Linked DNA regions of Homo sapiens: region 1 is linked to region 2. A link is an interaction called in ENCODE POLR2A ChIA-PET data of the cell type or tissue named here. Cell type or tissue: IMR-90. All regions are shown on one strand. Each heading gives the region's core, and the rest is flanking DNA. Links, peaks and the distances in the headings are about the cores only. Region 1 has its middle 8.0 kb from the start of BCL2L1. Region 2 holds the start of MYLK2 (myosin light chain kinase 2).

What was found. ChIA-PET counts read pairs that join two places held together with the same protein. Peaks named below come from ENCODE experiments on the same cell type or tissue, not always from the same donor. Only the 100,000 strongest peaks of a DNase experiment are listed, where the experiment ranks them.
Region 1: POLR2A ChIA-PET joins it to region 2 with 6 read pairs; 6 of 35 experiments call an interaction of 5 or more read pairs at or near these places.

What each region holds. Positions count from the first base shown.
Region 1 is chr20:31,724,581-31,737,143 of GRCh38, reverse strand. No RefSeq gene overlaps it. Among named protein-coding and RNA genes, the nearest start is that of BCL2L1, 8.0 kb to the right of the region's middle. RefSeq lists a silencer at 8,427-8,603. In IMR-90, for the core only: no CTCF peak of the experiment used is centred there; no DNase peak of the experiment used is centred there.
Region 2 is chr20:31,804,515-31,821,941 of GRCh38, reverse strand. It overlaps MYLK2 (myosin light chain kinase 2), which reads right to left and starts at 2,586. Exons shown (of 13, transcript NM_033118.4): 1 at 2,514-2,586; 2 at 2,310-2,409; 3 at 1,396-1,816; 4 at 205-503. The coding sequence starts at 2,361. It also overlaps the pseudogene ATP5MFP7. RefSeq lists enhancers at 1,561-2,102, 5,456-6,258. In IMR-90, for the core only: no CTCF peak of the experiment used is centred there; DNase peaks (open chromatin) are centred at 9,381 and 11,441; H3K27ac peaks cover 377 bases.

The sequences.
Region 1 (12,563 bases), core at 6,486-10,485, 83 kb after region 2:
AGCCAAGATGGTGCCATTGCACTCCAGCCTGGGCGACAGAGCAAGACTCTACCTCAAAAACAAAGGGATGGGGGAGTGGTAGTTGTTGTGGTGGTTGTTTTGTTATTTTGAGATAGGGTCTTGCTGTCACCCAGGCTGGAGTGCAGTGGCAGGATCACGGCTCACTCCAACCCCAACCTCCCAGACTCAAGTGATCTTCCCACCTCAGCCTCCCACAGTGCTGGGATTACAGGCATGAGCCATGGCACCTTGTCTAAAAAGAGGTATTTTTGGCCTGGCGCGGTGGCTCACGCCTGTAATCCCAGCACTTTGGGAGACCGAGGCGGGTGGATCACGAGGTCAGGAGACTGAGACCATCCTGGCTAACACGGTGAAACCCTGTCTCTACTAAAAATACAAAAAAAATTAGCCGGGCATGGTGGCGGGTGCCTGTAGTCCCAGCTACTTGGGAGGCTGAGGCAGAAGAATGGCATGAACCCGGGAGGCGGAGCTTGCAGTGAGCCAAGATCGCGCCACTGCACTCCAGCCTGGGTGACTGAGCAAGACTCCGTCTCAAAAAAAAAAAAAGTATTTTTGCTGGGCACAGTGACTCATGCCTGTAATCCCAGCACTTTGGGAGGCCAAGGCGGCCAGATCACCTCAGGTCGGGAGTTCCAGACCAGCCTGACCAACATGGAGAAACCCCGTCTCTACTAAAAATAGAAAATTAACCGGGCATGGTGGCAGGCGCCTGTAATCCCAGCTACTCGGGAGTCTGAGGCAGGAGAATCGCTTGAACCCGGGAGGTGGAGGTTGTGGTGAGCCAGGATCGCGCCATTGCACTCCAGCCTGGGCAACAAGAGTGAAACTCCATCTCAAAAATAAATAAATAAATAAAGGTATTTTTAAGTATGGTATTGTCGTAGAAGTTAAAAGTGGGGGAAATCAGTAGAAGAGTTTAAGAGTCCAGAAACACACTCAGCCAGTTATGGTGGCTCATGCCTGTAATCTTAGCACTTTGGAAAGCAGAGGCGGGAAGATTGCTTGAGCCAGGAGTTTGAAATCAGCCTGGACAACATGGCAAGATACAAAAAACTTTTAAAATTAGCCAGGTGAGGTGGTGCGTACCTGTAGTCCCAGCTACTCAAGAAGCTGAGGTATGAGGATCACTTGAGCTTGGGAGGTCAAGGCTGCAGCGAGCCATGATTCTCCAGCCTGGGCGACAGAGCTGGGTCCTGTCTTTAAAAACAAAAACAAAATCCAGAACTCATGTATATCAGAATTTAGTAGGCCAGGCGCAGTGGCTCACGCCTGTAATCCCAGCACTTCAGGAGGCCGGGGGTGGGGGGCGGGGGCAGATCACTTGAGGTCAGGAGTTCGAGACCAGCCTGGGCAACATGGCAAAACCCCTTCTCTACAAAAAATACAAAACTTAATAGGCCTGGCACAGTGGCTCATGCCTGTAATCCCAGCACTTTGGGAGGCTGAGGAGGGGGGGTCACGAGGTCAGGAGTTTGAGACCAGCCTGGCCAACATAATGAAACCCCGTCTCTACAAAAAATACAAAAATTAGCCAGGTATGGTGGTACGCACCTGTAGTCCCAGCTACTCAGGAGGCTGAGGCAGGAGAATCGCTTGAACCCAGGAGGCAGAGGTTGCAGTGAGCCAAGACCATGCCATTGCACTCCATCCTGGGTGACAGAGTGAGACTCTGTCTCAAAAAAAACAAACAAACAAAAACAAAAATTAGCTGGGCATGGTGGTACTCACCTGTAGTCCCAGCTACTCCAGAGGCTGAGGTGGGAAGATCGTCTGAACCTGGAAGGTGGAGGTTGCAGTGAGCTGAAATCAGGCCACTACACTCCAGCCTGGGAGACAGAGCAAGATCCTGTCCCCCAACCCTCCACTAAAAAAAAGAAGAAACAAAACTGGCCATCAAACACATGAAGGTGCTCAGCCTCACTATAATAAAGGAAATTGAAACAAGAAAGTTCCATTTTTCACCCATCAGATTAACCAAAATTAAAAGTTTGATAGTATCAGAAATTTGTAAGGTAACTCAGCAGGTAGGAGTATAGATGGGTGTGGACAACTATTGACAACTATTTTTTTTTTTTTTGAGACAGAGTCTCTGTCTGTCGCTCAGGCTGGCATGTAGTGGCACAATCTCAGCTCACTACAACTTCTGACTCCTGGGTTCAAACAATTCTTGTGCCTCAGCCTCCCTGAGTAGCTGGGATTACAAGCACCTCACAGCATGCCCGGCTAATTTTTTAATTTTTTTTTTTTTTGAGACAAAATTTCGCTCTTTCACCCAGGCTGGAGTGCAATGGCGTGATCTCGGCTCACTGAACCTCCCCCTTCCGGGAAGTGATTCTCCTGCATCAGCCTCCTGAGTAGCTGGGATTACAGGCACCCACTATGACGCCCAGCTAATTTTTTAGTTTTTAGTAGAGACGGGGTTTCACCATGTTGGCCAGGCTGGTTTGGAACTCCTGACCACAGGTGATCTGCCCGCCTCAGCCTCCCAAAATGCAGAGATTACAGGTGTGAGCCACTGCGCTCAGCCTATTGACAACTATTAAAATGTCAAATAAGTATGCCCTATGATGTAGGACTTCCATTTCTAGGTTTCATTCCAAGAGATAACACTCATCCAGTCACACAAATGCCCAGTTGCTGCAGCATTTATTGAGCACCTGCTATGTGCCAAGTCACCATACTAAGTGTGGGGATACCACAGTAAAAAGACAGACAAAATTCCTGTCCTCGTGGAACTGTTATTCTAGGGGAGAAGACAGATGCCAGATGAGATAAATAAGTAAATGATCTAGTGTATTAGCAGGTGATAAATGCAAAACCATTTGCTCGCGAGGCCCTGAAGTGTGGATGGCAATACAAGGAGAAAGGCAGGAGCTGGATAGATGGTGGGGCAAAGGGAGGGCAGGGGTCTGCCTGGGCTGTGACTGTCCCACTTTCAGCACCCACATCACCCAACAACCAGGCATGTGCCTGCCAACAATGGAGTAGACAGGCTTGGGTCAAGGTGGGGGTAAAGGTAGTTTGCCTTATATTAGGAAGGAAGAAGCATCAGAACTATTGTTGTCTGGGGACTACTAGGCAGAAGGTAACTGACTGAATGAATAAATGAATGAATGAGGCAATGCCAGGAGGCCAGGATGTATGCAAGAGCTTCCCAATTCCTTCCAAATGAACAGGAGGTAAGCCTGGTCCAAGAGTTTCCTCTCCTATCATTTTACCTGCTTATGTTAGGCTGAGCTTCAAGTTCTCGTTCTCTGTGAATGGGAGACTATGTGGTCTGAATCACTGAAGCAGAATTTCAGGGCTGGAAAGAAGGATAGACACATCTGGTCCACTCTGTTCACAATTTCAGTTATCATCGAGGGAAGGGAACAAGAGTGGAAATAAGGAAATCAATTAGTAGTTCATTGCAATGTAGTTGTAAGAAATTGGAAACCACCTAAATTTTCACAAATCGAGGAATATTTCAATCAACTGCCTACAGAATGGAACACTAAGCAGCAGTTTAAAAAAGTTCCATGGATCTGGACTGACAGGAGAGGATCTTTGAGATATATTTTTGAGTTAAAAAAAATGAATTGCATGGCTGGGCGCGGTGGCTCATGCATGTAATCCCAGCACCTTGGGAGGCTGAGGCAGGTGGATCACCTGAGGTCAAGAGTTTGGGACCAGCCTGGCCAACATGGTGAAACCCGGTGTCTACTAAAAATACAAAATTAGCCAGGCGTGGTGGTGGGCGCCTGTAATCCCACCACTCAGGAGGCTGAGGCAGGAGAATCACTTCAACCCGGGAGGCGGAGGTTGCAGTGAGCTGAGATCGCGCCACTGCACTCCAGCCTGGGCAACAAGAGTGAAACTCCGTCTCAAAAAAATGAATTGCTGATTGACATAAATTCATTATGACATCATTATGTTTTTAAAATACTCAAAATAATGTTCCACTTTTCCCATGGGTGTGTATAAGTAACCATTAGTACTTACCACATGCTAACCACTATTAGAAGTATTTTACACATATTAACTCATATATCCTAACAATAACCCTATGAGATAGTTAATGTTACCACACCCATTTTATAGATTGTAGAAATTGAGGCTTAAAAAGATTAGACAATTTATCTGAGATCATACAGCTTTTGTGGTGACAAAATCAAGATTTGAGCCCAGGAAGGCCTACTCCAGAGACCAATCCCCTAACCATTGCCTTGGACTGCCTCTCCTATGTGGATATATATATAGAGAGAAAGTTATGGAAAAATTCATAACAAACTAACAAGAATGGGAAATTCAGAGGGGAGAAGTTAAACTGGATTTATACAGAGAAAGGATAGATAATTTGAGTCTTTAATTAAAAAAAAAAAGAATGTTAGCTGGGTGCGGTGGCTCACGCTTGTAATCCCAGCACTTTAGGAGGCTGAGGTGGGTGGATCACCTGAGGTCAGGAGTTCGAGACCAGCCTGGCCAACATGACGAAACCCCATCTCTACTAAAAATAAAAAACTTAGCCAGGTGGTGGTGGGCGCCTGTAGTTCCAGCTACTCGGGAGGCTGAGGCAGGAGAATTGCTCGAATCCGGGAGGCAGAGGTTGAGGTGAGCTGAGATTGCGCCATTGTACTCCAGCCTGGGCAACAAGAGTGAAACTCCATCTCAAAAAATAATGATAAAAATAAATAAATTCAAATCACCCAAATAATACACAGCAACACTCTTTTTTATTTATGTAATTATTTTATTTTATTTATTTTTGAGATGGAGTCTCACTCTGTCGCCCAGGCTGGTGTGCAGTGGTGCCATCTCGGCTACTGCAACCTCCGCCTCCCGAGTTAAAGCGATTCTCCTGCCTCAGCCTCCCGAGTAGCTGGGATTACAGGCATGCACCACCACGCCCGGCTAATTTTCTATTTTTAGTAGAGACGGGGTTTCTCCATGTTGGTCAGGCTGGTCTCGAACTCCCAACCTCAGGTGATCCGCCTGCCTCGGCCTCCCAAAATGCTGGGATTACAGGCATGAGCCACCACACCCAGACTTTTTTTTTTTTTTTGTAATAGTAAAACTGCAAAGGAGAGAGAAGGAGGAGCCAGTGAGGTAGAAAGTTATTTAAGCTCTCAAACTCTGTTTTGAAAAAGTGAGAGATTAACTGGGTGTGGTGGCACATGCCTATAGTCCTACCTACTCTGGATGCTGAGATGAGAGGGTTGCTTGAGCCCAGGAGGTTGAGGCTGCAGTGTGCTGTGATGATGCCACCTCACTCCAGCTTGGGTGAGAGAATGAGACCCTGTCTCGAAAAATAATAAATAATGAGCGAGAAAGAAAGAACCAGCCTCTACTGCTGCCCCTAACAAATCTGATCCTCCACTCTGTGTCTCTTAGTCCCTCCACCATCTAACTAGTGGTCACTAGGCCAGAAATCTGGACCTGCCTTCCAGCTTCATGGAGGCTTCCTACTCCATTGGCTCCGGGTGATGACTTAACTTCCAGACACCTCCAAACGAGGTGACTTCGATCACCCAAAGACACTCCTCTGGAGAAGGTTGCAGGTATAAATAATTGATGACAGCTGTCAAAAGGATCCCCAGGATCGCTTGGACCCGGGAGGTCAAGGCTGCAGTGAGCTATGATTACACTGCTGCACTCTAGCCTGGGCAACAGAGTCATACCCTGTCTCGGAAAACAAACAAAAAAAAGGTTCCCCAGAAAAGTCAGCACTGTGGCACTGTTTTTTTTTTGTTTTTTTTTTTTATTCTTCCAGTCTTCCATCCAACCAAGTGTTGGGGCTCAGAAAATGATGCTCCAAAATATGGTGCTTTGGCATGCTGGGTGCTTTGAACAAAGGAGATTGAAAGGCCTCAGAAATAAGCCTCAGAAACAAGGTCTCCCTCTGACCTTCTGCTCCCTGTCCCCATCATTCCCTTCCAAAGAGCAGGAGGGAGCAGTTGCGGAAGTTCTTTCCCTTATATGACTGAGGGAAGTTCTTCCAATTGTATTAAATGCAATTGTCTTAAACTCTCTTCCTAGAAATCTCATCAAACAACCAGGGAAGATTAGTCACCAGAGAGGAGATTAAAAGTAACCACCACATCCAGACAGGCTATTGCCTATTCTTCCAGAGACTGTTCCAAAACAACTTTTTTTTTTTTTTTGAGACGGAGTCTCGCTCTGTCGCCCAGGCTGGAGTGCAGTGGTGCAATCTTGGCTCACTGCAAGCTCCGCCTGCCGGGTTCATGCCATTCTCCTGCCTCAGCCTCCTGAGTAGCTGGGACTACAGTCACCCGCCACCACGCCCAGCTAATTTTTTGTATTTTTAGTAGGGACGGGGTTTCACTGTGTTAGCCAGGATGGTCTCGATCTCCTGACCTCGTGATCCACCTGCCTCAGCCTCTCAAAGTGCTGAGATTACAGGCATAAGTCACCGCGCCCGCCCCTTTTTTTTTTTCTTAAAGGCAGAGTCTCGCTCTGTCCACCAAGCTGGAGTACAGTGGCGCAATCTTGGCTCACTGCAATCTCCGCCTCCCAGGTTCAAGCGATTCTCCTGCCTCAGCCTCCTGAGTAGCTGGGATTATAAGCATGCACCACCACACTGGCTAATTTTTGTATTTTTAGTAGAGACAGGGTTTCACCATGTTGGCCAGGCTGGTCTTGAACTCCTGACCTCAGGTGATCTGCCCGCCTCGGCCTCCCAAAGTGCTGAGATTACAGGCGTGAGCCACCGCGCCCAGCCGCAGGGGGTTATTTTCAGTAAGCACATGTAAGATTGGTGGTAGCAGTTTGAGACCAGCCTACGCAACATAGTGAGTCCCCGTCTCTATAAAAATTAAAAAAAAAAAAATTGCTGGGTGTGGTGGTGCACACCTGCAGTCCCAGCAACTCAGGAGGCTGAAGTGGGAGGATCATTTGAGCCTGGGAGTTTGAGGCTGCAGTGAACTATGATTGTGCCACCATACTCCAGCCTGGGCAACAGAGGGAGACCCTATCTCAATTTAAAAAAAAAAAAAAAGAATGATTCGAAGACTTTTTAATGCAAATACAGATACCTCATATATCTATATCTATCCACACACGCATTTTTATATATTCATATAATGTCTGTGTGTGTTCATATGTTTTTCAAATTTCTCATTTAAAAAGTAAAGTTTTTTTTTTTTTTTTTGAGACAAAGTCTCTTCTGTCACCCAGGCTAGAGTGTAATCTTGGCTCACTGCAACCTCTGCCTCCCAGGTTCAAGTGATTCTCCTGCCTCAGCCTCCTGAGTAGCTGTGATTACAAGCGCCCGCTAGCACACCCAGCTAATTTTTTGTATTTTTAGTAAAGACAGGGTTTCACCATATTGGCCAGGCTGGTTTTGAACCCCTGACCTCAAGTGATCTGCCCACCTCGACCTTCCAAAGTGCTAGGATTACAGGCATGAGCCACCATGCCAGGCCAAAAGTAATGCTTTCTTATTTTAATATTTGGAAAATACACGGAAGGTAAGGGATTAAAAATCACCTATTGATTACAGTGTACACTCTTTATGTGATGGGCACATTAAAAGTCCAGACTTCACCAACTATATAATTCATCTACTATGTAACCCAAAACCACTTGTACCCCTAAAGCTATATGTTATATATATGAAAAAATACTGAAAATAATAAAGAATAAAGAAAAATAACTATAACGTAGCCTTTAGTGGCACTATCTCTACTATTAGCATTTTAGTATATTTCCTCTTGTCTTTTAAACATTGATTTTATTAACAGAGTAGATACAAATACATATATGCAATGTATGAAAGGTATAAAGAATAATGAGGCAAAAAAAGTCTCTGTACATATGTACAATTCAACAAGAAAACCATTTTCATTGTCTTTTCTTTCTACTTTGTTTCTTTTTTTTTTGAGACGGAGTCTTGCACTGTCGCTCAGGCTGGAGTGCAATGGCGCGATCTTGGCTCACTGCAACCTCCACCTCCCAGGTTCAAGCGACTCTCCTGCCTCAGCTTCCGGAGTAGCTGAGATTACAGGCACCCGCCACCATGCCCAGCTAATTTTTTGTATTTTTAATAGAGACGGGGGTTTCACTATGTTGGCCAGGCTGGTCTCGAACTCCTGACTTTATGATCAATCTGCCTTGGCCTCCCAAAGTGCTGGGATTACAGGTGTAAGCCACCACACCCGGCCTTGTTCCTTTTTATTTAAATTGTTTACTACTATTCTGTTTCAGACAGAGATCATTATTTTTGAAGCTTCCAATTTCATCTTGTTCCCTAGGTTAATCCAATACCCTCTCGTGTTAATGTCCAATAGCTATCATGACTTTTTTTTTTTTTTTTGAAAGAGAGTCCCTCTCTGTTGCCCAAGCTGGAGGGCAGTGGCAGGATCTCAGCTCCCTGCAACCTCTGCCTCCTGGATGCAAGCAATTCTCACGCTTCAGCCTCCAGAGTATCTGGGACTACATGTGCACACCACCACACCCAGCAAATTTTTAGTAGAAATGGCGTTTTGCCATGTTGGCCAGAGTGGTCTCAAACTCCTGGCCTCAAGTGATCTGCCCGCCTTGGCCTCCAGAAGTGCTGGGATTACAGGCATGAGCCACTGCACCCAGCCTATCATGACTTTTGTGTTTGTTATTCTCTTACCACGTAGGTATATAAGGTATATATATATATATGTTATCTACTATTGGAGAGCAAATTACCCCCAAACTTAGCAGCTTAAAATCACAATAATGTATTATTTCATACAATTTCTGAGCATCAGGAATCCAGCTTAATGGAGTGGTTCTGGTTCAGGGTCTCTAATAAGGTTGTCATCACCTGAAGGCTTGACTGGGGCAGGAGGACCCTCACATGACTGTCGGCCTCTCCATAGGGCTGCTCCCAACATGGCAGCTGGCTTCCCCCAGAGTGAGAGAGAGACCACAAACACAAAGACGGAAGCCACAATCTTTTGGGGGTTTTTGTTTTGTTTTTTGTTTTTTTTTGAGATGGAGTCTCCCTCTGTCACCCAGGCTGGAGTGCAGTGGTGGGATCTCGGCCTACTGCAAGCTCCACCTCCCGAGTTCATGCCATTCTCCTGCCTCAGCCTCCTGAGTAGCTGGGACTACAGGCGCCCACCACCACGCCCAGCTAATTTTGTTTTTTTTATTTTTAGTAGAGATGGGGTTATACCATGTTAGCCAGGATGGTCTCAATCTCCTGACCTCATGATCCACCCGCCTCGGCCTCCCAAAGTGCTGAGATTACAGGTATGAGCCACCGCGCCCAGCTGAAGCCACAATCTTTCGTAACAAAGTCTTGAAAGTGACATAACCCCAGCTTGGGCAATATGGCGAAACACCGTCTCTACAAAAAAATACAAAAATTAGCTGGGTGTGGTGGCACATGCCTGTGGTCCCAGCTACTAGGGAGACTGAGGTGGGAGGATTGCTTGGGCCTGGGAGGTCAAGGCTGCAGTGAGCCGTGATTGTGTCACTGCACTACAGCCTGGGCAACAGCGAGACCCTGTCAAGAAAAGAAAGAAAGAAAGAGAGAGAGAGAGAGAAGAAGGGAGGGAAAGAAACATTCCATCGCTGTAATTTGTCATTAGTCACACAGAACAACTGTGGTTCAGTGTGGGAGGGAAACACACAAAGGCATGAATACGAAGAGGCAGGGATATTTAGGTGCCATCTTGGAGGAAGCTAGATGCTACAAACTCTAAATTGTATATTGCCTATTTCTAAACTGTATATAAGTAGAATCTTCCTACATTATTCTTTTGCCATTTTTTCCATTCAATATGTTTCTGAGATTCCCTTTTTTTTTTTTTTTGAGAGGGTGTCTTACTCTGTCACCCAGGCTGGAGTACAGTGGTATGATCACAGCTCACTGTAGCCTTGACCTCCCAGGCTTAAGCGATTCTTTTGCCTCAATCTACTCAGTTGCTAGGGACAACAGGTGTATGCCACCAGGCCTGGCTAATTGTTCTTTTTCTGTTTTTGTTTTTGTTTTATTTTGTAGAGAGGGGGTCTCACTATATTGCCTAGGCTGGTATTGAACTCCTGGGCTCAAGCATCTTTCCGCCTTGGACTCCCAAAGTGGTGGGATTACAGGTGTGAGCCACCATGGCTGGTCTGTTTCTGGGATTCTTCTTTTTTTTTTGAGGCAGAGTCTCACTCTGTTGCCCAGGCTGGAGTGTGGTGGCATGCTCTCAGCTCATTGCAAACTCTGTCTCCTGGGTTCAAGTGATTCTCCTGCCTCAGCCTCCTGAGTAGCTGGGATTACAGGCACCTGCCACCATGCCTAGCTAATTTTTGTATTTGTAGTAGAGACGGACTTTCACCATGTTGGCCAGGCTGGTCTTGAACCCCTGACCTCGTGATCCACCCGCCTTGGCCTCCCAAAGTGTTGGTACTACAGACGTGAGCCACTGTGCCCGGCCAAAGTTAGCATGTTTTTAGATAGTGTTATATAATTAAAAATAATAGCTGGACGCAATGGCTCACGCCTGTAATCCCAGCACTTTGAGAGGCCGAGGCCGGCGGATCACAAAGTCAGGAGTTCGAGACCAGCCTGACCAACATGGTGAGACAGGAGAATCACTTGAAGCCGGGAGGCACAGGTTGCAGTAAGCCGAGGTTGTGCCACTGCACTCCGGCCTTGGCGATAGAACAAGACTCTGTATCAAAAAAAAAAAAAAAAAAAAGAGGGAGGCTGAGGCCAGAGAATCGCTTGAACCCAGGAGGCAGAGGTTGCAGTGAGCCAAGATCATGCCACTGCACTCCAGCCTGGGCAACAGAGCAAGACTCCATCTCAAAAAAAAAAAAAAAAGAAAAAGAAAAAAGAAAAAAAATACAAAGTTATGTGTAGACAACATAGAGAAGTATAAAAAAGAAAACTTATTTTCTTTAGATTTAAATGTAACTTATTTTCTTTAAATTAGATTCCAGTCAAAGATCATTTGAGAGCCATTTTCAAGACTTGCAAAATTCTTTTTCCAAAATATGTATCCATCTTTCCAAAATATAAATTTCTTCATGTTCTTTCTGGTTTAAAAAAATCTTTGCTGGCTCCTCTGGTGCTATTTGATGTGCTGCTCGCATGGATACACATTTATATTCCATCCCCTCTCCACCACTCCCCTCAGCCATCCCAATTTATTTCCAGGACACCATGGGCTCTCACGCTGGGCTGCCAGGCCTTCGCTCAAGCAATATCTTCTGCTTAAAATGCTCCTACATCCTTTCTCACCCAAGCAAAATTCTATTCTTTTGAGGGCCAGTTCAGTAAAGCCCCTATCTGTGGACAGAGTTTATCTGCCCTCTGCTGGGCTCCCAAAGCACACTGAGGCTTCCATAATGATAGTTTTCACATTGAGATAATTGTGGCACCATAGGTTCAAAAATGTAAATCAGACCGGGCGCGCTGGCTCACACCTGTAATCCCAGCACTTTGGGAGGCCAAGGTGGGCGGATCACGAGGTCAGGAGTTCGAGACTAGCCTGACCAACTGGTGAAACCCCGTCTCTACTAAAAATACAAAAATTAGCCGGGCGTGGTGGCAGGTGCCTGTAATCCCAGCTACTCAGGAGGCTGAGGCAGGAGAATCACTTGAACCCAGGAGGCGAAGGCTGCAGTGAGCCGAGATCGCACCACCGCACTCCAGCTTGGGTGACAGAGCAAGACTCCATCTCGAAAAACAGCAAAAAAAATGTAAATCAGAGCCAGGTGTGGTGGCTAATGCCTGTAATTCCAGGACTTTGGGAGGCCGACATAGACAGATCACTTGAGCCCAGGAGTTTGAGACCAGCCTGGGCAACATGGGGAAACTCCATTCTCTACAAAAAATACAAAAATTAGCTGGGTGTGGAGGTGCGAGCCTGTATTCACAACTACTGGGGAGGCTGAGGTGGGAGGATCACCTGGGATGGGGAGGTCGAGGCTGCTGTGAGCTGAGATCACACCATTGCACTGCAGGCTGGGTGACATACCCTGTCTCAAAAAAAAAAAAAAAAAAAAGGCCGGGCACGGTGGCTCATGTCTGTAATCCCAGCACTTTGGGAGGCTGAGGCAGTCGGATCACCTGAGGTCAGCAGTTTGAGACCAGCCTGGCCAAAATGGTGAAACCCTGTCTCTACTAAAAATACAAAAATTAGCCGGGCGTGGTGGTGTGTACCTGTAGTCCCAGATACTAGGGAGGCTGAGGCAGGACAATCACTTGAACCTGGCGGGCAGAGTTTACAGTGAGCCAAGATAGCACCACTGCACTCCAGCCTGTGCAACAGAGCAAGACTCCATCTCGAACAAACAACAATAACAAAAAAAAAAAAAAAAATGAGGAAAGAGTTCAACAGAAAGACCACCTGAAAAAGGGGTAAACAATATGAAGAAAATTCACCAATACAAGATCCACCACCCTCCAAAGAAAGACTAAAAAATATGACAAATTGCTCAACTTCATTCATAATAAAAAAAGAAATATGAAAGTGCCTTCGGTTTTTACCCATCTAATTGGCAAGGATAAAACATTTGATAACACACTGTGTGGTTCAGGGTGTAAGGAAATTGGCGGGGCGCGGTGGCTC
Region 2 (17,427 bases), core at 7,838-11,837:
TCTTTTAAAACAAATAAACAAATGAATAAACATACGTTAAAAAAGGAATACTTTCTGGAGTTGTGTGACCCTTAGATGAATGGGCCTGGGTAAGGCTTGGCTCAGGGCAGTTCAGACCTCCGAATAGGTAGACTTGGGACTGACAGCCCCCTTCCCTCCCCCTGGCCCCAGGGCAGCCCCAGCCCCCACCTGCCCCTGGCCTACCCAAAATCTGGAAGCAGTCCTCCTCCCTGGCTGTGAGACAGAGGGCCTGCCCCACCTCGGATTTCTCTGAGGGAACAGCCTGGAACTCAATCCCCCTCGAGGTGTCCCCTTGCATCTTAGCCTGGCCAGCCTGGCCTGGGGTTTTCTCTCCCACTTCCTTCTGGCTCTCTGCCAGGATGTTCTTTCCTTCTTCTGCCTTGGCTGGCCTGGGATCCGTGGGGCTGTGGGTCATGGGCACCCCTTCAAAGGTGAGCTCTGATGCCTCGCTTGGGGGCTTCTTGGCCAGCAGCTTCTCAGAACTAGAAGGTGAGAACACAGAGGTGAAGCCCTCAGCGGCCACAGCCTGTGGCATCAGGCAAGTCTCAATGCAATCTGCAGAGCTAATCCAACCCCACCCCAAATGCATGGTGTAATACAGCCAAATTCACCTGGTACAAAATTAAGGGATGTTCATGGCTGTGGTCATTATCTTGACTACCAACACACTAATACATCATTAATAACTATTAATAGGATTGTTGATATGGTTAATCATCATGTGGATACAACTAGGGAGTTATGTAGCTCTTGATTCATAAAATCTGTTGTGATATAATTGATACATAATTATCAAAGTGATATGGTAAATGTTCTTATTGTGGCTTACAATATATCATTAATGACCTCATTAGCATTCAGGTAAGTATAACTGATGGCATCACACATGTGCTATATTATGGTTATGAAAATATTATCAATGATCCTCCAATCTGGTTATTAGTCATCTTTTCATATCTTACCAATAATTATATTAAGAAGAACAGGAAAATACTGGATGTCCTAGGAAATACACAGCCTTTTGCCTGACACCTTTAGCCTTTCTGCCTGCCATCTCAACCCTGCCCTTGGCTAGACCCAAGCCCATGGAGTAAGGGGAACTTCGGACCCCAGAAGCCTAGAGAAGATATGTTCAACCTAGGCAGTCTTTGAGGGTCTCTCTTACTCCAGTCTTGTATGAATTGTGGCAGGGTTCTGGTTTCTGCAGGGGACAAGGCGGTAGAGGCAATTCACAGGACAGAGGAAACTGAATGTCAGAACTACACTCCCCAGCACTGAATGTGATGATAACCATGCCTAAGACAAGGGAATTAAGCAGGACCCCTAGGGACAGAACCACAGGACCCCTCCCCACTCCCAGGAGGGGATATTCACCTGGAGATGATGGCAGGACAGCTGGGGCTATGCAGAAAGGCAGGTGAGCCCCTCCTGGCTGCTGCTTGGCCCTCTGCTGCCTTCTTGCCCACCCTGGGCTTTCCAGGATCCTGGCTGCCTGAGGCTCCCTGCTCAGCCTTGGGCTTCTTGACGCTGGTCTCAGGTGTCGCAGTCTGCTGGGGCAGGGCTGCCGGGGGCCCAGCACTGCCCTCCGCGGGCCCCCCGCCCCTGTCACCCTCTCCTTTGGGGCCTTGGCTGCTAGTTGAGGGTTGGGCCAGGGTACCATCCCCTTTCTCTGAGGCAGGGGCTTTGGCATCTTTCTTCAGGGTGGGTGGATCCGGAGCTTTCTTTGGGTCTGGGGGGCCAGGGTCTTTCCCTGCAGCCAGGGGTCTTTCACCTGTGGGACCTTTAGGTGCCTTGTCTGCAGAGGAGGTGAGACACCCATCAGGATCCACCCTCCTTTCCTTCCCTCTCACCCAGGCTGGGCAGAGACCAGCTCTGGGCCCAGGTTCCCACCCAGGCAACAACTTGCAAATGCTTGTCCCACTGAGTCTCTGGGGCCACTTGATGGCCCCTAGAGATGAGCTGCCACGACCTTGGAGGGCCTCTGTGGGAGGCTTCCAGCCCTTTGGGTGGGCCTTGGTGGCCCCCATCATCCTTGCCCTGACTGTTTAGGTGCATCCCCAGCAGCCATCCCTGGTGGCTTCACATTTTCCTGGTCTCTCCAGGAAGGGCTTCATACAGGCCCTGGACCCAGCCCAACCCTAGCCAGAGATTCCTCTGATTTCTGGGTCCCCCGTGCACCATGCAAACAAGGCTGGGGCACAGAACTCCCACTGAGGAACCTGCCCAGTCCTGGATTCAAAACCCCCCTTCCCAAGCTCCTCCCTCCATCTCCTGCCCCAGCTTGGCACCTGTTGATGGGTTCTGAATTCCCAGCTCAACTGCTCCATTTTCTGTCGCCATGAGGTAGGGAGGCGTGTGCTGCTGCTTGTCTAACTCAAGTCTTTCTAGCTGCAGAAACAAGAGTGGAGTGTGTCAGGCTGTCCAATTTCCCCTCTCGTCTGGCTGCAGTGAGACAGGAAGCCGAGGCCTGCTAACTGAGGGGAGAGAGGTACCTGGAGCAAAGAGGGGCAACCTGGTTGCCGTCTGTCTCCCAGCGGCTGCTCAGGAGCAGTCCTGGGCAGTTGTAAGGGATTGGGCCGGGTGGGCAGAGGCGGAGGCAGGGGTGTGGGCAGTGGAGGCGGGGACGGAGGAGAGGATCTCTTACACCAGGGGCCATGCAGCTGGGACTGCCGCCACCTGTCACTCTTGGCCCCAGTTCAGAGGACACGGCATTCTTCCCATGGCCCGACTGGGGGGAGAATGATGTTGGAACAAGCGAGAAAAGGGAGGGGTATCTGGGACGCTGGGGGAGCAGCCCTTTCCCCAGGCCTTGCTCAGTATCCCTGACTTGGACAGGATCAGAGGGGGCCTGGAAGAAGGGGAGTACTCAGGCAGGCCTGAAGGGCAAGAGTATGCCCAGGCTGAGCCCTGGTCTGCCCACCTGTGTGCCACATCTCCTGGGGCTCCCCAGAACCTGGCTAGAGCCACAAAGTCCCAGGGATAATCTCCCTGACCCTAGTGCCTAGCTCTGTGCCTCGACATCTGGACCTGCTTGCGTCACCTTTGGGTAAGAAATTGTCTCGGGGGCACTTTCTCAACATGTCCATAGGCCTGGAAGCTTTTTCTTTTGAAACTGTCCTTTTCTTGGGCTCCTGGGGACACGGAGGCTGCCCTGAGTAGCCATGGGAGATGGAGAGTGCTCTGTGCCCCTCCCCCAAGCTCATCCAGTTCTCACCCATGACCCACATGGAAGAAGGGGGCTGGCAGAGAGTCTTTTCAAGGATGCTCCACTACAGGGGTGGCCCGAGGGGCACTCTAGCCTGAGGTGTTCGAGATAGGATGAGGACAGCTATGATCCAAGGAGCCTTCCATCACCCAGAGCCTTTCTCAGAGGGGGCTCTTGAGAACTGGCCAGACCTGGGTGCATTAGAAGTAGCTGTAGAGGCCAGAAGCAGTGGTTCACACCTGTAATCCCAACACTTTGGGAAGCTGAGGCAGGAGGATCACTCGAGGCCAGGAGTTGGAGACTGGCCTGGGCAACATAACAAGACCCCGTCTTTATATTTTAAAAAGTAAGATAAAATGAAGTAGCTGTAGAGTGGTTATCCAGGTTCAGGTCCTGACTGCAGCAAACCAGTCACTTCACTCCATGGCCTCGGCTCCTCTGTCAAATGGGAAGCCATTGGAAAAACGCTTGATGAGAGAAAGGAGGGAGAATGCAGCCCCTCTAAGCAGTGGGGAAATAGGAACCTGTAAAAAAAGATTGAGGAAGCTGTTAATGAACTGACAAAAAGTGACCACCAAAGTGGGGGGAATAAAAAAAGCAAGATGCAAAGTAGCATGTAGAGTGTGCTATCCATTTGTGCAAAAAAAAAAGGGAGAATAATATATGAATAATATATATTTCACTTTATGCACATAAGAATTTATTTGGTAGGATAAGCAAGGAACTGGGCCCCAAGGGTGGGAAGGAGACATCACTGTATATACTTTGACTTTTCTGTTTGAACCATGAACTATGTGAACAGGCTACTATTCAAAATGAGTGGGATGTTTTGTTTTGTGAGCAAATGTCAAGGGTTTTTGGTATAAGCTGGTAAAAACCATAGTTGGAGCTCTTTCCCCAGTCTTGACTACTTTTGCTCTGCCTGGCCCTCCTCTCCAGGCCCGGTCCTCCTCTCCTCCATTTCTCTTCTTTAAGGTCCAGTTAACAGTCTGCCTCTTCCAGGAAGCAAAAGTAACAGCTGATGCCTATACGGTACTGACCACGTGCCTGGCCTCGCTCTGCATGCTCTCATGTTGATCCACCCAAATGGTCTTCAGAAGAACCCAGTGCGGTAGGTACTAGAGAGATGGGGAAACCAAGGCATGGAGAGGTTATGTAATTTACTCAAAGTCACAGCTTGGAAGGGGCTGAACTGAGCTCTGAACCCAGGTCCCCTGCAGAAAGGGAGCTTCCACTTGCTGAGCACCTGTCATTCGTTTTAGCCATCTTGCCTTTAAGCATCATCTTGATGATAACTCTGTGGGGAGCGCTCATCTCATTTTCTGCATGAGGACGAGGAGAGTTAAAGGAATCAGTAGCTTGCCCAAAGTCACTCAGCAAGGAAGGGAGTTGAGCTTGGAATGTCGTTCTTCAAACTCCAAAGCCCTCTTCCCTTCCTAAAATGTCCCAGCCTGTGCCTTGCCCCCTTCTCCCTGCTGAGTAACCCCTTTGTGGATCTTGCAGCATTCAAAAGGTTGAAATGTTTCCTGTCCTAATGCGGATCATTAGGACCTCCTGGCCCTCTATCTGGCCCAGAGCATGTTTTAGTTTAATTTGGAATGTTGGGTCCCCTGCTTCTGGCCTCCCCACAGTGCCCCAGCTGATCCCACCATTGGTTGACACTGTCTGGGAGCCCCCTGAAGGCCAGGGGCTAAACACATCCCCAGCACAGAGTGGACTTGCCCATCAGTGTCTGATGAGTAAATAACTGATTAACCAGAAGGCTCCAGACTGGAGTTTGTTACCTCCCTATGCTGGACCTTGCTGGCATCTCCTTGTTATTATTGTGGTTATCAATACCAGTCATTTATTGAGTGCCCACCAACGGCCAGGCCAGACTATGCCAAAGATCCAGCTCCCTGGATCCTCAGAAGGGACTGTAGGGGCCAATGTTACACCATTTTAAAGGTGTGGAAACTGATGCTCACAGAGGGAAGTGGCTTGTCCCCACAGTCACTCAGCTAGTGAATGGCTTCAAACTACCCACATTCAAATCCAGAGCCACCTCCCAATGAGACCAAAATCCAGCCTGGGACAACTTCAGGGGCATTAGTGCTACTTTTGTTATAATTATTATTCCCAAATAATTACTCTTATTGAACTCTTTCTAAAATGGACCAGGCCCTGGGGTAAGCAGCTTCATGAGTATCCTTCCTTCGAGTCTTACAACTCCCTACCATGCAGTGATTAGGAGATCTGTCAATGAAGCGCTGCGACCAGTAACTGTGAGCTTGGAACAATGTCTTCACCTGTTTCCTCATCCGTAAGGAGAGCATCTGCCTCCCAGGAGGTAGATAAAGCATTACAACAGTGAGTGTGAGCATAGCGAGTGCTGTATAAATGTCAGCTCTTTAATCCCCATTTCACAGATGTGACAGGAAAACTGAGTCACAGGGCAAAGTCATAGAGTTGGGATTGGACCCATCTAACCCAAGGCTCTGCTCATAACTGCTCTGCCCCATTGCCTCCCTCTCACAGCATGGCTGCGAGCATTTAGCCAGCACACATGTAAAGAGTGCCCAATGGCACAGTACCTACAGCACTGTGGGGGCCTGATAATGTCGTGGACACCCCAGGTAGAGGGTTCATCTGTTCCCGCCAGCTCCCCTGCAGTGCCTCCCACTGGGATGAGAGTCTGGCCTGGTTCCGAATCTACGGGACTGCCTGCTCCAGCCAGCTGCTCCCTGGGAGTCCCCAAGCTTCTCAGCACTCCCTTGGAGGCACAGGGGTGGGGCACGGGGAAACTTCCTCCACCCACCTAGGGGCTGCCAGAGCCCCTGCCCACCCTCAAGAAGGGGCTTCCCCGCCCTGCACCAGCTGTGCAGACACCCTCTTTGCCTCTACAGGGGCAGGACAGGAAGTGGGGCAATGCCAAGACCAATTAAACCCGCCAGGGGAATTAAGGTCAGCAGGATGCAATTATGCCTGTTGGATTTAACAAGGCCAGAGGGAAGGTTTCTCCAGCCAGAGTTCACGGCTCCTTAGGCCTCTTGCCCTGTGTAGCTCTGCCTTCCAGGAGCCTAGGCTTCCAGGCTCACCTAGCTCTGGAAGAATGTGTTGGGGGTGAAGGGGTTAACTTCACCCAGGCACTGCTTCCTTGGCTCTGGAGAGGAAATCAGTTCAGCCAAGAGGCTTTAAAAGGACCTGTTCGGAGAAGTCATGCCCAGTCTGACCCTCTCCCTGCCCAGCTGTGATGGAAAATCCAAAGAGTTGAGCAACAACCTTTCTGACTCCAAAGAGAGCAGCCAACTCCCCTCACAGCCTTCCCTCTGCTCCTGTTTGAGAGCCACTCAAGGCTGCATTAGCACGTTGTTTTCTCTCGCCCTCTCCCACCTTGGACCCCTGAGCCCAGGGCCTTGGCAGGACCTCTCAGGCCTCTGGAAAAGCCCTAGGTAAGGTTGCTGTCCTTACAGCAGACCCTGTCCTTCCAGCCAAGCTAGTAAGCAGAGGTCTGTGGGCGTTCTGTGTGCAAATTGGACATAGGTTTCTCCGAAAACGCAATTGACACACTGTTCCATCCCACAGTTATAGAATTTTATTGCTAAGATTAATTACTGGGGGCTCTACTGTGACAAGGACTAAACTGGTCACTTTCAGGACACAGAGATGAAATTGGGGGAGAGCTATAGAATCACTGCATATTACATTTTAGGTGAAAAAAGACTATAAAAATCAACCATGCCTGTAATCCTAGCATGTTAAGAGGCCGAGGCTGGAGGATCACTTGAGCCCAGGAGTTCACGACCAGCCTGCGCAACATGGTGAGACCCCATCTCTGCAAAAAAATTTAAAAATTCGCCAGGCGTGGCAGTGCACACCTGTGGTCCCAAGCTACTCAGGAGGCTGAGGTAGAAGGATTGCTTGACACCAGGAGGTTGAGGCTGCAGTGAGCCATGATTGTGTCACTGCACTATGGCCTGGGTGACAGGGTGGGCCCCTGTCTCAATAAATAAATTAAATAAAAATCAGCCATAGAGCGGGATCCTTTTTGTTCAAAATATTTACAAAGAAGATGGCTGGAGGGATATAAATGGACATATTTACAGGCGTAGAAATAGAGATTATTTTTATTCTTTATTCATCTAGATTTTCCAACTTTTTTGGAAATGACTTGTAACTCTTAATCAGATCAATAAGTAATTCCAAATATATCAACGTGGACACAGATTTCTTCAGAGAGAAAATGGTAAGAGCTATAAAACACCATGAAAGGACTTCTTGGCTCAGGGCCTCAGAGAACTCGCAATTCAGCTACTGCAAGGCTTTCTCAGTAACTAAGCCCCAGAGTTGGTTTAAAATGAAGCCTCCTGGCTGGGCGAAGTGGCTCATGCCTGTAATCTCAGCACTTTCGGAGGACAAGGCAGGCGGATCACTTGAGATCAGGAGTTCAAGCCCAGCCTGGCCAACATGATGAAACACCATCTCTACTAAAAATATAAAAATTAGCCGGGCATGGTGGTGAGCACCTGTAATCCCAGCTACTCGGGAGGCTGAGGCATGAAAATCACTTGAACCCAGGAAGCAGAGGTTGCAGTGAGCCAAGCTTATGCCACTGCACTCCAGCCTGGGCAATAGAGCAAGACTAAGTCTCAAAAATAAAAATAAAATAAAAAATAAAATGGAGCTTCCTTGGAATGAGGCCCCAGAAATGTCTATAAACCAGCATTTCAGGTGATTTTTCATGCACATCCAAGTTCAAGAACCACCAAGTCAGAGAGCCAGCTCTCTAGAAAGCATCCTGAGAGCCTTGGAAGAGGGAACAGATTTGAGGCACTGTCCTGACAGTCACCCTGGTGCAGTCAGTGGAGAGCTTCCAGGATTCATATCCCTATAACCCAGGGCCACACTTCTCAACCCTGATGCACACTGAAAACACCTGGAGAGTTTCTACAACTCTTGAAGTCTGAGCCCCTCCTCAGCTCAGACCAATTAAGAACATTTGGAGTGGGGCCCAGAATGTTGGTATTTTTAAAAATCTCTCCAAAAGATTCTGATGTGTGGCAGGGTGAAGAGCCACTGATCTAAGGCTTTCCTAGGACAGGAACTTCATTTTCTTTTTTGTATGTTTCTTTTTTTTTTTTTTTTTTTGAGCCGGAGTCTTGCTCTTTTACCCAGGCTGGAGTACAGTCGTGCAATCTCTGCTCACTGCAACCTCCACCTCCTGGGTTCAAGTGATTCTTCTGCCTCAGCCTCCTGAGTAGCTGGGATTACAGTTGTACACTACCATGCTCAGCTAATTTTTTGCATTTTTAGTAGAAACAGGGTTTCACCATTTTGGCCAGGCTGCTCTCAAACTCCTGACCTCAAGCAATCCACCCACCTTGGCCTCCCTATAATCCCAAAGTGCTAGGATTATAGGCGTGAGCCACTGCGCCCAGCCAGAAACTTCAATTTCTGTTTCCCTTGAATGCCCTCCAACATAAGGTAGGAAAAATAGTACACACAGCAGGTATTCTTTCTGACGGTGTTGACTGGGTACCCCATCCCAATATCTGAGACCCTTGGAGTCCAGATGCCAGTGCAAAACAGATGCAGACTACATCACATTCAATTTCATATCCCAAGTACCTAGTACAATACGTGGTGCTGTTGTGGTTAGTAGTAATAGCCACTAACGTTCATTGTGTATTTACAATGTGTCAGACAGAGATATTAACTCTTTTAATCTTCAGAGCAACCTTATGAGGTAGATACTATAATCACTCCCATTTCCAAAAGGAAACTGAGGCACAGAGGAGTTTCAGAGGTAGTAAATGGCGGGCTGGAATTTAAATCCAAACTCTCTTGCTCCAGAGCCCTCACATTTAATTACTACTCCGTACCACAAAGCAATGCCCATTGAAAAATAAATTCATAAGTGAGTGAAGAATCAGTTTGGTTGCCCTAGGGCCTGACATTCAGTAGGTGCTCTGTAAATGTGGAAGAATAAATGCACCTACTTGGTAGGACCCTGGAACAATGGGAAACCAAGAGCAGCCCCTCCTTCATTCCTCCTCTCCCATTCCAGCCCAACTTCTGCAGCATAAACAGCAAAGCCAAAAATAGCGATCTAATGACGTCAGACGAACAAGGTCATCTGAAAATTGCCCACAGCCACTGGACACCTCCCTATAGGATCAAGTAGCAGGAGGGTACCCCAGGCTGGTGCAGCTGTTCCAAGAACAGGAAACGTCCCGGGAGCAGACTTGGAAGCACCATCACATAAAGGCAGAAGCAGTAGGGGGAAACCACAGACATACCAAACAGTAGAAGCAAGACCAAGTGTGGAGTATAGACCTAGAAGATAAGAGTAATTCGACTTTATCTGCACTAGAAGTCACTCCCATCACCCGATCCCAGGAAATGGCTCGAGGAGCAGAGAATGCATGTTCTGTCCTCTTACACAGGACAGCTTCCCAGCCTGCCATTGCGCTATTTATAAAACTTCAGGTCCGTTTGCTAAACTGGGCTACCATAAGAACCAGGGGGTGCATGGCAAGCTCTGAGCAGCTGCTGGGGGAAGAAGACCCTGCCTGAGATGGTGAGGGGCCTCCAAATAAAGGATGAGGGGTGGGCTAGGCAAGGCACCTCCTGGCTGCAATCCACTTGGCACGGTGACCACCTTGGCTATCATTCAGGCCTGCTGAGGCTTGTGACTTAACTGACTGGCAGCTGCCACATCCCTGACGGGATCCAGCATGGTCCGAGATGCCCGCTGTGCTGACAGGGTGAAAGCAAGGAGAGGACCTGCCTCCCAGTGTCTGAGAAGCTTAGCTGGAGGTTCCCACAGCAAGGTCAAGAGTTCAGTGAGGGCTCCAGCTCAAATCCAGAAAAAGCCAGGCCCTATCCTCCTGGAGCTGGCTCTGGTCAAGGGATGCAAGTTGCTGCGGTAGAAAGGACACTGGAGGGCAGATGGACGTGGGTCCAAATTCTGACTCTGCCATTTATTAGCAGCATGACTTTGGATGAGTAACTTAAACTCTGAGCCTCGGTTTCCTCATCTGTCATATGACTTGTTGGAAGAACATATGGAAAAGCATTCTTCCCTCCGTCTTCATTCTGGGAATGGAGTCTTGGCTAAGGAGATAAAACATCCACTCAACAAGCTCAGCAGCTCTCCCGTGTCTAACTCAGTCAGACTGTACAAAGGTGACCCCTCAAGGGGCTGTGGAAGGGAGGAAGATGTTCTCACCCTGAGACAGGCTCTTGACTGGCTGGGCACTAAGGTCACAGGAGAGTGGCTGCTGGCTCCTTGGCCCATGGGTACCTGCATTAGGAGACCTGTTGTCTGTCAGGATTTGCAGGTCCCTCTCCTGGCACAGTGGTCCTCACACTTAGGCACGCATCACTGTCCCCTGGAGTGCTTGTTAAAATATACGTTGCTGGGCCCCACCCTCAGCGTGCCTGACTCAGTAGGTCTAGTGTGGGAATAAAGAATTTGCATTTCTAGTCCCTGATGATGCTGTTGCTGCTGGGCCACAGACCACACTCTGAGGACCACTGTCTTAGAGAATAAAAGTCCCACAGGCCAAGATGCTTAGGCCTCTGAGTAGCTCACAAGAGTAGCGTTGTGGTGTATGTGGGGAAACACAGAACACTGAGACCCAGTCATCAGTACAGCAAATGTTCCAAGGAGAGAGAGATGCACAAAAAGTGAAGCTCTGGCCTGGCGCGGTGGCTCACGCCTGTAATCCCAGCACTTTGGGAGCTTGAGACCAACCTGGCCGACATGGTGAAACCCTGTCTCTACTAAAAATACAAAAAAAATTAGCCGGGCCTGGTGGCAGGCACCTGTAATCCCAGCTACCCGGGAAGCTGAGGCAGGAGAATTGCTTGAACCCAAGAGATGGAGGGTGCAGTGAGCCGAGATGACACCACTGCACTCCAGCCTGGGCGACAGAGCGAGACTCTATCTCAAAAAAAAAAAAAAGTGAAGTGGTTTCATGAAGGGGAGGCGCACTGGCAACCCCTCCCAGCTCCTGAGTGACTGTGTGCTCTGTGTTGCTTCCCCCATTCGTTTTCTATTGCTGCAGTAACAAACTACCAAGAGAGAAAAAGCCTCTCTTGCTTGAACAAACTCCCATGAACCTCCTCCCCTGCAGAGATGTCTCCCTGCTTCTTTTGGCCAGCTGTTAACTAGAAGCTGCTGACCCTATCCTGTCAGGTTGTTAGCTGTGGGAAAATAGCAAAGGCCTCTGGCAATCCTTGGTGACACAGCCACTGACAACACTGAATATGTGACTCAAGCACGGCCACTCTGAGTCACACTGGCTAGCTGGGTGGGTAACAGTCACCATTGCTGCCCACAGTGCCTTTGGGGCATGGTAAGGCGGGAGAGAAATTCCCCTCCACTGTGCTAGAGGAAGGGTCCTTTCTAGCAAGATCATTCTAACTTCTATGAGGAGACTGAGACCCAGAGAATATAAACAACATGTTCAAAGTCACAAAGCGAGAGCAGCTCTCCCAGTTCCCAATCTAGGGTTTATTCCATGAAATAATTCTGTATTTCTCTTGAACCCTGTGCCAGTTATCCAAAAATAACCCAGGTCTCCTTGTCCATGAACACGTAAAAACTGAATCGCAACGGAGAGAAACAGAAAAAGAACAAGGTAAAGTCCATTTTATGGTGACATCCTTAAACTGCCTCCAACAATAGAAGGATTACTTCCAAAATAATCTCAATCTTGGGGGGGAAATCATATCTTGGATGGGAAGGACTTCTTTGTGGCAGTCTGCAAGAATTCACTGAACATTCTATGCAGTCTTTAACCAGTTCCAAGGTCAAGAAAAACATCAGAAAATATGTGTGCGTGTCAAGGGGACAGAATTATTCAGGGATTAGTCCCCTGGAGTGATCTGGGCTAGATTTCCGTTTCCAGAACAACCCTTGGAAAGTCCTCAACAAGATAGAACACTGGTCTCCAACATACTTCGTTGAAGTCCACATGGAAACCCAGGGACAGGAGAGCTTGCTCTCTTGCAGGGATTGAACAACTGGCTATAGAAGACATATAAATATAAAAGTAGGGCTGGTTTGGCTTAAAAAACTGCCTAGAAAAAAATCTAAAAATATTTAAGCTGAAAGGAGCCTTATTAATTGTTCCAGCTCAATCTTATTTGACGGATGTGGAAATTGAAGCCCCCAAAAGAGGAATAACTTGTTAAAGGTTACCCATCATTTCTCTAACCGGAGTGAGATTATAATCCCACCCTTCTTCCCAAAAGACACATCACAGCCCCAGGTAGAGTCTTTGTTTTGTTTTGTTTTGCTTTGTTTTGTTTTTCTAGATGGAGTCTTGCTCTGTCGCCCAGGCTGGAGTGCAGTGGCATGATCTTGGCTCACTGCAACCTCCGCCTCCCAGGTTCAAGCGATTCTCCTGCCGCAGCCTCCTGAGTAGCTGGGATTACAGGCGCCTGTCACCACGCTTGGCTAATTTTTGTATTTTTAGTATAGACAGGGTTTCACAATGTTGGTCAGGCTGGTCTCAAACTCCTGACTTTGTGATCCACCTGCCTCGGCCTCCCAAAGTGCTGGGATTACAGGCGTGAGCCACCGCACCCAACCTCCTGGTAGAGTTAAGAAAGACTAAGAGCTTTCTCCTTTCAAATCTGATCTAAAGTAGAGACAACAAATCTACTTGAAAATGTGGCATCCCAAGACTTTAAAGAACATAACTAGAATTATCTCCAGAAAGGCTTTGTTAAATGCCAATGAACGTTGTCTCTGGACATGGGTGTTAGTAATGTTGACATCATATCAGCCAAAAAGAGCTTTCCATTCAGCAAATGTGCAAGCCAGGATAATGTCATTAACTATGCTTTTGGGAAGGGCTTCTATTCACTTTCAAGCTTATATTTTAATTACAAACATAGACTGGTAAGTGGTTTGAGAACCACCATTTAAAGTTTAGAGACAGCAGACACCAGGACTCCACAATGGCATCAGTCATACCAATGAAGAAGAAACTCATTCATGGATGTCATATTAGTAGAGCTGCCAAGCTGGATACTGATTTTACCACCAAAGGCATTGTTGAAGCGTTTCAAAGAGGTTACCACAGATACTATTAAATACAACAAGCATGACAACATGAAAAAAGGGAGTGTCACCAGGGTTTCCATGGTGCTGGCAGCTTACGTGCCTTTTGGCCACTGCCTTTCTTATAAGGAGCTCAAACATAAGAACCACCGAAGAGGGGCCAGTGTGGAGAGCACACTCCGCACTCTTGACCATAACCTCCTTGGCCCAGAATCCCTCCATGAGGAATGTGATCATTGCTGAATCTTTTTATCCAAATGAAAATAAACCTCCAAATAAAAGATGACTAGTAAACAATAATAATAATAAAGTTTAGAGACAAACATGATGTGTTAGGGGGAAGCAAATGCAGACAATTCTGTCCTGCAAATAGAGCTAAGAAAAATCCTTTGTAAAATAAGCACTTTCAATGTGGAGAAGCAAACTCAGAACAATGGAATAGCATCCTGCTGTTAAAATTGGTATTTACAAAGTATGCAATAATACAGGAAAAATGAGTTACTATTATGCTAAATGAAAAATAATACCAGCTGGGTGCTGTGGCTCACGCCTGTAATCCCAGCACTTTGGGAGGCCGAGGCGGGTGGATCACGATGTCAGGAGTTCAAGACCAGCCTGACCAACATGGTAAAACCTCATCTGCACTAAAAACACAAAAATTAGCCAGGCGTGGTGGTGCGTGCCTGTAATCTCAGCTACTCAGGAGGCTGAGGCAGGAGAATTGTTTGAACCCGGAAGGCGGAGGTTGCAGTGAGCTGAGATCATGCCACTGCACTCCAGCCTGGGCAACAGAGGGAAACTCCGTCTCAAAAAAGAAAGAAAAAGAAAAGAATACTATATATATACATATACATATATATATATACATACACACACACACACACACACACATATATATATATATAGAGAGAGAGAGAGAGAAAAGCTCTACTATGTATAAAACCAAAGTTTTACAAAAGAAAAAAAAAAACCCCACTCATCTGTGTCACAGAGTGTCCCTGAGTATGGTGATAGAGGTGCGTCAGTGCAAGGCTACAGCCTTCTCCTCTCTCTTCACCACTAAGCAAGCTTAAATAAGGCTGCCCCAGACTGCTTTTCACATTACAAGTTATGACCACTGACTAGTATCTTGACCCACTGGAAATGTCTCCCACCCTTGCTCCTGAAAGAAGACCTGAGACCATCAGTGCCCAAACAAGCTGGGCAATAGCACTTGGATGCAACTCTTCATGCATTCACACACCTGCAATGTTCTGGGACACCAGTCCCATGCTATGTGGGTCTCTTCAGATCTGACAGCCCAAGTTTCTATTTCCTCTCTGACCAATAATGCTTTAAAAAAAAAAAAAAAAAAAGGTGGGGGAAGGGCATTTGATGCCATCAGACCAGGTTTAGTCTGTTGAAATCATTCTTTCATGATAAAACCTAGTACTTGCTTAGGCCTTTCCCCTGACCCTCCTGGTCTGAGTGAAATGTCAGCATTTGTGAAGCTGTTTCAGGAAGCTGATACTTTCAGCACATAGAGCCATGGTTTGGCCTGAGCCCAGACTCTTATTCATTTACGAGGAGAATAGCAAAAATCATCAAACATTTCCAATGTCAGCAACCTTTACTACAGCTTTAGAAAATAGAGTAGGTGTGCAAGAAGACAGGGAAACAAGTAAAAAGCATGCTTTTGTCCCCAGGCTTTTTTGTAGCAACTACACTGGCTTCAGCTGGATAACAAATTGTCCTGGAATTCTTGGCTTTGGAGCAAACATGTCAGCTCCCTGGTTACGCCTTCGTCATTGCCCAAAGTACCACACACTTTAACCTTCCTGCTCTTTCCATAGGCCTGGGTTTGTCCCGTATCCAGGAAACTTTATATGTTGTCTAAACTGAGCATCCCAGCAGGCTACGAGGCAGATGGCAGCTCAGGATTCAGAATGTTGACCAATTCCTACCTGGATCCACACCACCAAGCTGTAACTCAGCCTGCCTCTGCAGAAATAGGAGCCCAGCCACGTGGCTAACAGCTTTTTTAACTGCTGCTCTCAGCAATGAGGAACTTCCCCAGCAGACAAGATTCAGTAAGACGGCCTTCATCGAGAGAAATGAAAAGGAAGCAATATCAAGATTGATCCAACAGGATATACAGGTTCAACCAAACACTCAAGACAATACGCAAGCCCCCAAAGCTCAATTAAGCCAGGAGGAGATGAGGACCAGGTGCTGCTACCTTGCCCTCTAGTCCTTGGGACCTCAGGTCACAAACCCAGGACATCATGCAGGTCTGCCTCCATGTCACTAGATTGTCATAAGAGGCTTCATACTTGTCAGGAAGGAAGCCAGGACATGCCTGAGGTGGCACCTGAACTACATCTTTAAAATGCACAACATGTATGAAAAAACCAAGGTACAGAGTGTAAAGTATGATGCTATTTGTGTAAAAAAATAAGAGAAGGAGGGTAGGTAGGAGTATGTATAGGAAGAAACAGTCTCTGCAAGGGAACTTAAGAAACTGGCAGCACTATCTCTGGGGAGGGGAGCTGAGCAGTTGGGAAGAAAAGGCAGGAGGAAGACTCTACGTTTGTATCTTTTCAATTCAGAACTATGTGAATGTATAACCTTTTAAAGAACAAATTAAAATTTTTAAAAATGCATAATGCTACTACTATCTTATTTCTTTTAAAAAAAATGCTCTATGTGTGTGCTCAGAGAAAACATTCTGGAAGAATCCTATTGCGAACCATGGGTTACACTGGGACGTGGGAGTAGGGGAAGGAAGGAGACTTTCGTGTTTTATTTCATACAGTTAGTAGCATTTTACTTGTTTCCAAAAGGCAGTACTACTTTTGCAAATTTTACTTTAAAAAAAAAAAAAAAAACCTTTACAAACTGCAACCTCACTTTCAAAAACAATCCCTAAACTCCCACAGCACTCTGTCTCACATTACTGAATCACATCCCATCTTGTGTTACGATTATTCGTGTCCAGGTCTCATCTCTGTTAAATGCTGGAGCAACTGCAACTTTGTTCTGTCTACCATGCTGGCTCCACTTCCCAGGGACAAGACTCTAGAAAAAAGACCTGGTAAGGAATAAAACAATCAAAATGGTAACCAAGCAATTACACAGGACAAAACAATCAACCAAAGCTAAGAGTGAGCAGTAATCTTATACATATATTAATTAGTACAAGAATATCGCTGGGCGTTGTGGCTCACGCCTGTAATCCCAGCACTTTGGGAGGCCGAGTCAGGCAGATCACCTGAGATCGGGAGTTCAAGACCAGCCTGACCAACATGGAGAAACCCCCTCTCTACTAAAAATACAAAATTAGCCAGGTGCATGCCTGTAATCCCAGCTACTCGGGAGGCTGAGGCAGAATTGCTTGAACCTGCAAGGCAGAGGTTGCAGTGAGCTGACAACACGCCACTGCACTCCAGCCTGGGTGACAACAGCAAAACCCCGTTTCAAAAAAAAAAAAATATCAGCAATAGGAAATCATGGCCAAGTTAAAAATGCACTGAAAACAAAGCAGCATGCTTCCCAGATTTCCCAGAATTCCCAGGAATTCTGACAATCTGCATGTGTGTATGTGCTAGGAGCTTTGCAAAATAGCCAAGCAAAGGCCAGGCATGGTGGCTCACACTTGTAATCCCAGCACTTTGGGAGGCTGAGGTGGGCAGATCCCTTGAGGTCAGGAGCTCGAGACCAGCCTGGACAAAATGGCGAAATCCCGTCTCTACTAAAAATACAAAAATTAGCTTGGTGTGGTGGCATGTGCCTGTAATCCCAGCTACTCAGGAGGCTGAGGCAGGAGAATCGCTTGGAGGCAGAGGTTGCAGTGAGCCAAGACAGTGCCACTGCAGTCCAGCCTGGGTGACAGAGCGAGATCTCCCAAAAAAAAAAAAAAAAAAAGGCGAGCAAAAAGTAGCAGCTAAATTCTTAAAATTCAGTAAATTCTTATCTCAGGATATGTTCTTTATTTAGGAAAATTCCTGAGTGACCTGAGTGTGGAAAGATGATGCTCCTATTAGCACATGGCCTGAAGGGATGAATAAAATAATTTTTCTGTAAAATGCAAGCAGAAAGTTTGAGTTTCTGGGAAAAATGGGAGAGTGTGCTAGAAAAATGAAGGTGATGTGCGGTGGTCCAGAAA